2 separate regions of the Homo sapiens genome follow, and region 1 is linked to region 2. A link is a contact called in ENCODE Hi-C or POLR2A ChIA-PET data. All regions are on one chromosome and are shown on one strand. Each heading gives the region's core, a stretch centred on a gene start or an enhancer-like site at or near the end of the contact. The rest is flanking DNA. Distances are from core to core; before and after follow the strand shown.

The links. Hi-C counts contacts between places; a loop is a spot of excess contacts on that map. ChIA-PET counts read pairs that join two places held with the same protein, here RNA polymerase II (POLR2A). Pooled maps may share reads with other maps.
Region 1: a loop to region 2 is called in a map of K562, with 4 times the contacts of the local background. The contact joins two enhancer-like sites. A Hi-C loop is called at or near these places in 1 of 168 maps with a recorded cell type or tissue (K562), 1 of 37 single-sample maps with no recorded cell type and 7 of 50 pooled maps. POLR2A ChIA-PET finds 5 or more read pairs at or near these places in 3 of 52 experiments (K562, activated CD4-positive, alpha-beta T cell and endothelial cell of umbilical vein).

What each region holds. Positions count from the first base shown.
Region 1 is chr11:117,907,902-117,910,966 of GRCh38, reverse strand. TMPRSS13 (transmembrane serine protease 13) reads left to right here. Exons shown (of 13, transcript NM_001077263.3): 7 at 217-260; 8 at 999-1,161; 9 at 2,183-2,355. Among named protein-coding and RNA genes, the nearest start is that of TMPRSS13, 20 kb to the left of the region's middle. Within about 2 kb of position 1,431, at least 2 of the 41 ENCODE cell types and tissues checked have a DNase peak (open chromatin) inside an H3K27ac peak, as active enhancers do.
Region 2 is chr11:118,050,095-118,053,369 of GRCh38, reverse strand. The region is part of intron 1 of SMIM35 (small integral membrane protein 35); the gene reads left to right. Among named protein-coding and RNA genes, the nearest start is that of TMPRSS4, 25 kb to the left of the region's middle. Within about 2 kb of position 1,694, at least 4 of the 41 ENCODE cell types and tissues checked have a DNase peak (open chromatin) inside an H3K27ac peak, as active enhancers do.

The DNA of each region.
Region 1 (3,065 bases), core at 182-2,681, 140 kb after region 2:
TGGAGATGGTTTGCACTGAGCCACTCCGATTCTGGACAAAGCACTGGAAGGGACAATGTCACATGGGGAAAGGGGAAGCTCAGAATCTCCTGCTTCCTGTACAAAGGGTAGCTTCCTTGGAAACAGGATAGGAACTGAGCAGGAGTCAATCAGGAAGGCTTCCTGGAGGAGGTAGCTAATGTGCCCTTTTCCCACTTTCTGTGTCTCCCCCTGCAGGTCTGAATGCCCTTCCCAGCGGTATATCTCTCTCCAGTGTTCCCGTAAGATGTTCTTCTTCTTGGATTGTGGCCAGTGTCGTGTGGGAGTAAAGGGCAGAGGGGCAGCACTCCTCCAAGGGAGGTGTTTGGCACAGGGGTTCAAGTCAGGAACAGTGTCTTAGCCAGCAGGCCTGCTTCAGGGCTGGAGTCCCTGTAAGGCACCGGTACACCCAGGGTAACATTTCCCCTTCTCCTGACTCTGGTAGGGGCTCAGCCCAGCAACCTTTTATTCCAAGGAAGCTGTCTGAGTCTTCTGTGCATCAGGGGAAGTGTATTCTTCCTATGTTTAGAAACAATAGAGACCCTCATTATAATGCTTGTCAATTCAGGGTCACATTAGAACTGGTCTGCATTCCTGTGCACCTAATGGCAGTCCTGGGACTTACCATCATGACCCCAATGCCCAACACAGTGCCCAAAGCTTGGGACACTCCAAAAGGATTTGTCAAGTCAATGAAAGAATGAGTGAAGGAGAAGAAAGAGGAACCTGCCTGGGGTCAAACTTTCCGCGGAATGATCCCAGAAAGCCACCCCACCATGTGGTGGCTCTGCTCTCACAGAAACTGCTGTGTGTAGCAGATAAGGGAGCAAAGCCCGTCCATGGAAGGGTGGGTGCCCTTCAGGATGGGGCTGCCTGAGCCTGTCCTGGCCCTGGGAGCACAGCAGAGGCATCCTGATCAGGAGCTCGGAAAGAACCCTGGGAGAAACAGGGTTCACAGTACGTCTACTCCTTCCCTCCAGACTGCGGACTGAGGGCCATGACCGGGCGGATCGTGGGAGGGGCGCTGGCCTCGGATAGCAAGTGGCCTTGGCAAGTGAGTCTGCACTTCGGCACCACCCACATCTGTGGAGGCACGCTCATTGACGCCCAGTGGGTGCTCACTGCCGCCCACTGCTTCTTCGTGTAAGTGCCTGAGAGGCAGGTGATTTGACACTGCCCAGGGTCGGGAACCACCAGGAAGGGCTGGCTGCAGACTGACTTCTTCGTGGAGGAGGATTCTGGGTGTGAGTCCAGCCCCCATGGGCCAGTTGGCACTGGTGTAGCTTGGGTGTTCACCTGGTCCTGAGAGTGTGGGTCGGGGGTGTTTGTTCCGAGCTAGGCCCAAGGATGAGAAAGTCCCATTGACGGCCCCAAGGGGGAGAGAGGCAGGCAGGAAGAGGGACTGGGAGCCTGCCCCTGAAGAACAGGGTGAAATGAAAAAGGCGTTGGGTTTGTTGCTGCTTCCTGCAAATGGAACTCATAGCAGAGGAGCCCCTAGTTATCCCAGAAATTGAGGGTTAGGGATTGCAGGCAGGGCACTGTATCAGCTGCTAACGGTCACCAGCTGGTCTATTGTCTTTGGGGGCCCACAGCCCAGGCTGGTGGGCAGGAAAGAGCTCTGGGACCAGGCCTCAGGGGCACTGGCCTCCCTAGTAATGAGTTCAGTGTGTTACTTTGTCCTGTCTGAATTTGCTGAGGGTAATAATACTGAGATCTTATCAGTACAAGCCCTTGACCCTGTCTGGTGAGTGAATCTGTGTCCCCATCCCTAGTCCCAGCACCTTCTGCAGCCCTGTGACTTGTCAGCATCTGTCAGTTCATATCGAGGCCCCAGAGTTTCAGCATGGCAGAAGTCAAAGTCTCCTATTTGATCCTTGGTGACTTGCAGAGGAGATAGTGGGGGGGGAGTGCCACACAGAGGTCTTACTCATCCTTCCCTCTTTATTACTGTAAGGTGCAGAGCTGCAAGCTCATAATTTTTGAGGGGCTGTGGGGGATTGCTTTGGACTCCAGGGATAAGATAGAGGGTTCCCTCCAGAGGTCATTTTATCCATCCTCCTGCCTCCAAGCTGGTGCTCTGACTGTGGCTCCCTGTAGGTAGCAGGGGCTGCCAGTGAACGCTGCCAGGCAGGTACTGGACCACGCTCCTTTGTGGCTCTTGCAGGACCCGGGAGAAGGTCCTGGAGGGCTGGAAGGTGTACGCGGGCACCAGCAACCTGCACCAGTTGCCTGAGGCAGCCTCCATTGCCGAGATCATCATCAACAGCAATTACACCGATGAGGAGGACGACTATGACATCGCCCTCATGCGGCTGTCCAAGCCCCTGACCCTGTCCGGTGAGGGAATCTGCACTCCCCGCTCTCCTGCCCCCCAGCCCCAGCACCCTCTGCAGCCCTCGCACTTGTCAGCATCTGTCAACTCATATCCGGGCCCCAAAGCTTCTGCAGGGCAGAAGTCAAAGACTCTTAAAGATCCTTACATGGAACACTTCTGTTTTATAATTAGGGAAACTGAAGCCCAAGGGTTATAAATAAGTTTGCTCCAAATGACACATCTCACATTACAAATTGATGACGGAGTCAGGGCTTGGGTACTGATCTTAATCAATAGATTGAATTCTTTCACTGGTATTAACTGAGCACCTAGGGGCCAAACGCTATGGTAGGCATTTCACACATATGATTTCATTTACTCTTCACAACCAACCCTGTGGAGCAGGCACTATTATTAACTTCATTTGACATATGAGGAAATGGAGCTTTACAGAGAGATAATTACCTGAGGCCACAAGTAATAGGTGGTAGCTCTGGGATTGGAACCAGGTCGATCTGATTCCCAAGCAGTGCTCTCCCCACCTGGCTCTAGACTGGCAAATTGCTTACCCTGCAGTCGAGAACTTAAGCTGAGTACACATTCAAACAACTAATTGCTACAACGTTGTTGCTAAGGACCAAAGGAGGCTACACAAAGGAAATGCTGCAGAGGTTCTCAGAAGATCACTGTGGACAGGGGACGTCAAAGAAGACTTCATTCATTCATTCATTCA
Region 2 (3,275 bases), core at 445-2,944:
TGAGCTAGTAAGCTTTGTGTGTGTGTGTGTGTGTGTGTGTGTGTGTGTGTGTGTGTGTGTGTTTTAGAGAGTCTTGCTCTGTCACCCAGGCTGGAGTGCAACGGCATGATCTCGGCTCACTGCAACCTCTGCCTCCTGGGTTCAAGCGATTCTCTGGCCTCAGCCTCCCAAGTAGCTGGGATTATAGGCGCCCTGCCAACACGCCTGGCTAAATTTTGTATTTTTAGTCGAGATGGGGGTTTCACCATGTTGGCCAGGCTGGTCTTGAACTCCTGACCTCAGGTAATCCACCCGTCATGGCCTCCCTAAGTGCTGGGATTCCGGGTGTGAGCCACCGGACCCGGCTGTGAGCTAGTAGGCTTTGGAGACACAGAATCAGATAAGCCTGTCTGGACCCTGGAGGAACCACAGCCTAGGCTGGGAGGTGGACCTTCAACAGTGCAGTCCCCTGTGGGGTATTTGTGCTATGACAGAGGGACATGCTGAGCGTGGTGGCAGCACCCAGGATGAAGTGTTGATTCTGTCTGGGACCTGGGAGAAGGCTTCCTATTGTTGGAAGTATTTGCTGTGGGTCTCGGAGGGTGAGCAGGAGTGCCCCAGGCTGAGAGGTTCCAGGAGAGGCAGGCAGGGGCACATTATAAGCCAATGCCTATGTTTGGCTGGACAGAGAAATGCCCAGGTGGGGGTCGTGGGATGTGGCTGGAAGGAAGGGGGCGTAGGCGATCACGTTAGGGAAGAGCTAGGGGCTTATCTCAGAGGAGAGAAGCATTCTATGTGGGAGCCAGGGCAGACTCAGGTTCTGTGGGGGCCTGAGGCTTACATAGTTTTGAGGCTTTCTTAGATGAAGAATACAAAATTATAAATACAAACTTAGGAAGAGGGACTTGGAAGGGTCCGTACAAGTGAGCGGCTTGAAGCTTAGCTTGTTGGCCTCCTGGCAAATCCTCCTCTGCGTGGGAGACACATCTTCCACAATCTCCCTGCTTCCCTGCAGGGCCCCAGCCTGCCCTCAGCAGCTCCCCGCTTGCAGCAAACCACCCACTTCCCTCTCACTCCTGCCTCTCGCCCTTCTTTTGTCCCCTGGAGTCCTGAGCAGCCGTAGAAGGCCGGACGCGGGAAACTGGAGTCTGAGTTTTCCTCTGGGGAAAGGGAGGCAGAGCTGCACAGCTGTTGGGGGACGTGGGTGGGGATGACCTTTTCTATGGTGTTTATGCAAAGAGCACCCGCTACCCGCATTGTTCCAAGAGTTGCCTTTGAACCTGGACAGCAACTCTTATTCCCGCTTTAAACAATGTACAGTGTGGAAGAGTTCCCGCTCTTTGCCAGGCACTTTCACACCTCTCATGTCATCAGCGCCATGTTCTAGGGAGGCAGGCAGTACTGTTCCCTCTGCAGAAGGTTCATGATTCAGACACCTGGCAGGTGGGACCTCACACCTAGCACTCTCCCTGCGTCACCCGTGTCTCTTGTTCACAATCAACCCAAGAGTATTAGTATTAGTATAGTATTAGTATTAGTATTAGTATTAGTATTAGTATTAGTATCAACCTAAACTAAGATTGCCCTGCTGGGGCACCAGTACAGGAAAATGTGTCACTGTAGAGGTGAAACCACAGATGACATGGCTGGCTTTGTTATTCTCCCCTTCCTGTGGTGTGTTTTGATGGTAAGGGTGTGCACAGGTGGGGTGGAGCTGGCAGCCCTTGTTACACTGTCTGCACTGTAGTGAGAGTTCTCACCGTTACCCCCTTCTTGGGCTGTTGGGAGAGCTCTCGCCTGGGTTTAACCTCAATTTCAGGCTATCACCAGTGCAATGGATCGCTGAGACTCAGCCCTGATTTGCAAGATCTGCTGGGTGTTCAATATGAGGGTCTCATCCAGGGCATGGGGAGGAGAGAAGTGGCCGCTAATTTAAGTTGCCTTTAATCAAATAAAGAAAACCGAGCATCCAGCTGTGTTAGACTGTGCTAGGATAGTGCCGAATCAGGCATGGCCTTGTCCTCATGGCTCACTTCAGCATCCACGAATGGCTCCTGTGTGCCAGGCAGTGAGCTGGCTTGTGGGAGACCCAGGGGTGGGTGAGCAAGCTGTGTGCCTGAGTGTGAGAAACTCCCATCTGTTTCAGGATGTCAGCCTTTGTTATAAATCCACAGAGAACAATACAAGGCATAGCATCGTCTGTACAAAACTGGATAGGATAGTTTCTCTGCTTCTTGTGCCACCAGTTAGAATAAAAGACAATGCCTCCGATATCCACTGGTCCTTTCTTGGCTCTGCATACAGGCAAACATGAGCCTGCCTCTACCTCCCTCACACATCTTCACAAAAGCCCAGAGCAATCCCTTCTGTCTCTCCTGCTTTACTAAAGGATGAGAATCAGAAATAGGGGAATGGAATGAATCAAAGCATCTTCCCTGCCCCCAGATAAGCTCTTCTGCAGATAGGGTGGGGATGGATTGGGGGAGGTCACTGGAGCCATTTTCTACAAAGGATGCTCAAAGGTTTGGAAGTCCTGGGTCTGGGATTCAAGATGCATCCCTGTGGCAGAGGTGACAAAGGAGAGAGGAATCATCCAAGTATTTAGGTGTTTCAATGCTTCGGGCAGATCTACAAAACCCCAAAGCCTCTGAACTTGCAACCAATCAAAGCAACCCTGATTTATCCTATTTTCTGCAACATGCATGCATCGGCCGGCACTTATGATGAGGAAGCAAGGGTGGGGGCTAGAAGAGTGAGTGAAATGGAGGCTTTGAGGCAGGAGGACTGCGGGGGTGCTCAGGATGGGTGACCGCCACTTTGTATGTGTCAGTTGTTTCTGCTCCCCACCTTCTTGCCCAAGGTCTGGTGGGGATAAACGGAGAACCAAAGCTGCCTTGGGTCTCCAGATGGCAGGGGCAGCTGATGGTTGGTGTCAGTGGCTGGGTGCTAGTGCCCAGCTCACCTGGGCTGTGCATGACTCTGGCCCACTTGAGCCAGACTTGGCTTTGTCTGGGCAGGGGCCTTGGCCTAGGTTCCCCCAGCTGGCACCCCGTCTTTACAGACCTAGGAGCCCAGGAGGCCTGTGGGGCAACCTGTGCCTGGGATGCTGCCTGGGTGAAGGAAGATGTTCTGTGATTCCCCAAGGCCCTTTTCCTCTTCCATTACTTCATGTGACTCTCACAGCAATAGCACGAGGTATACATCACTCACCAGCCTCTTCATTTTATGGAAGACAACCTGGAAGGTCAGAGTGGCTCACCTGAGATTGTGCAACTGGTGTGTCCCAGGGCTGGGGC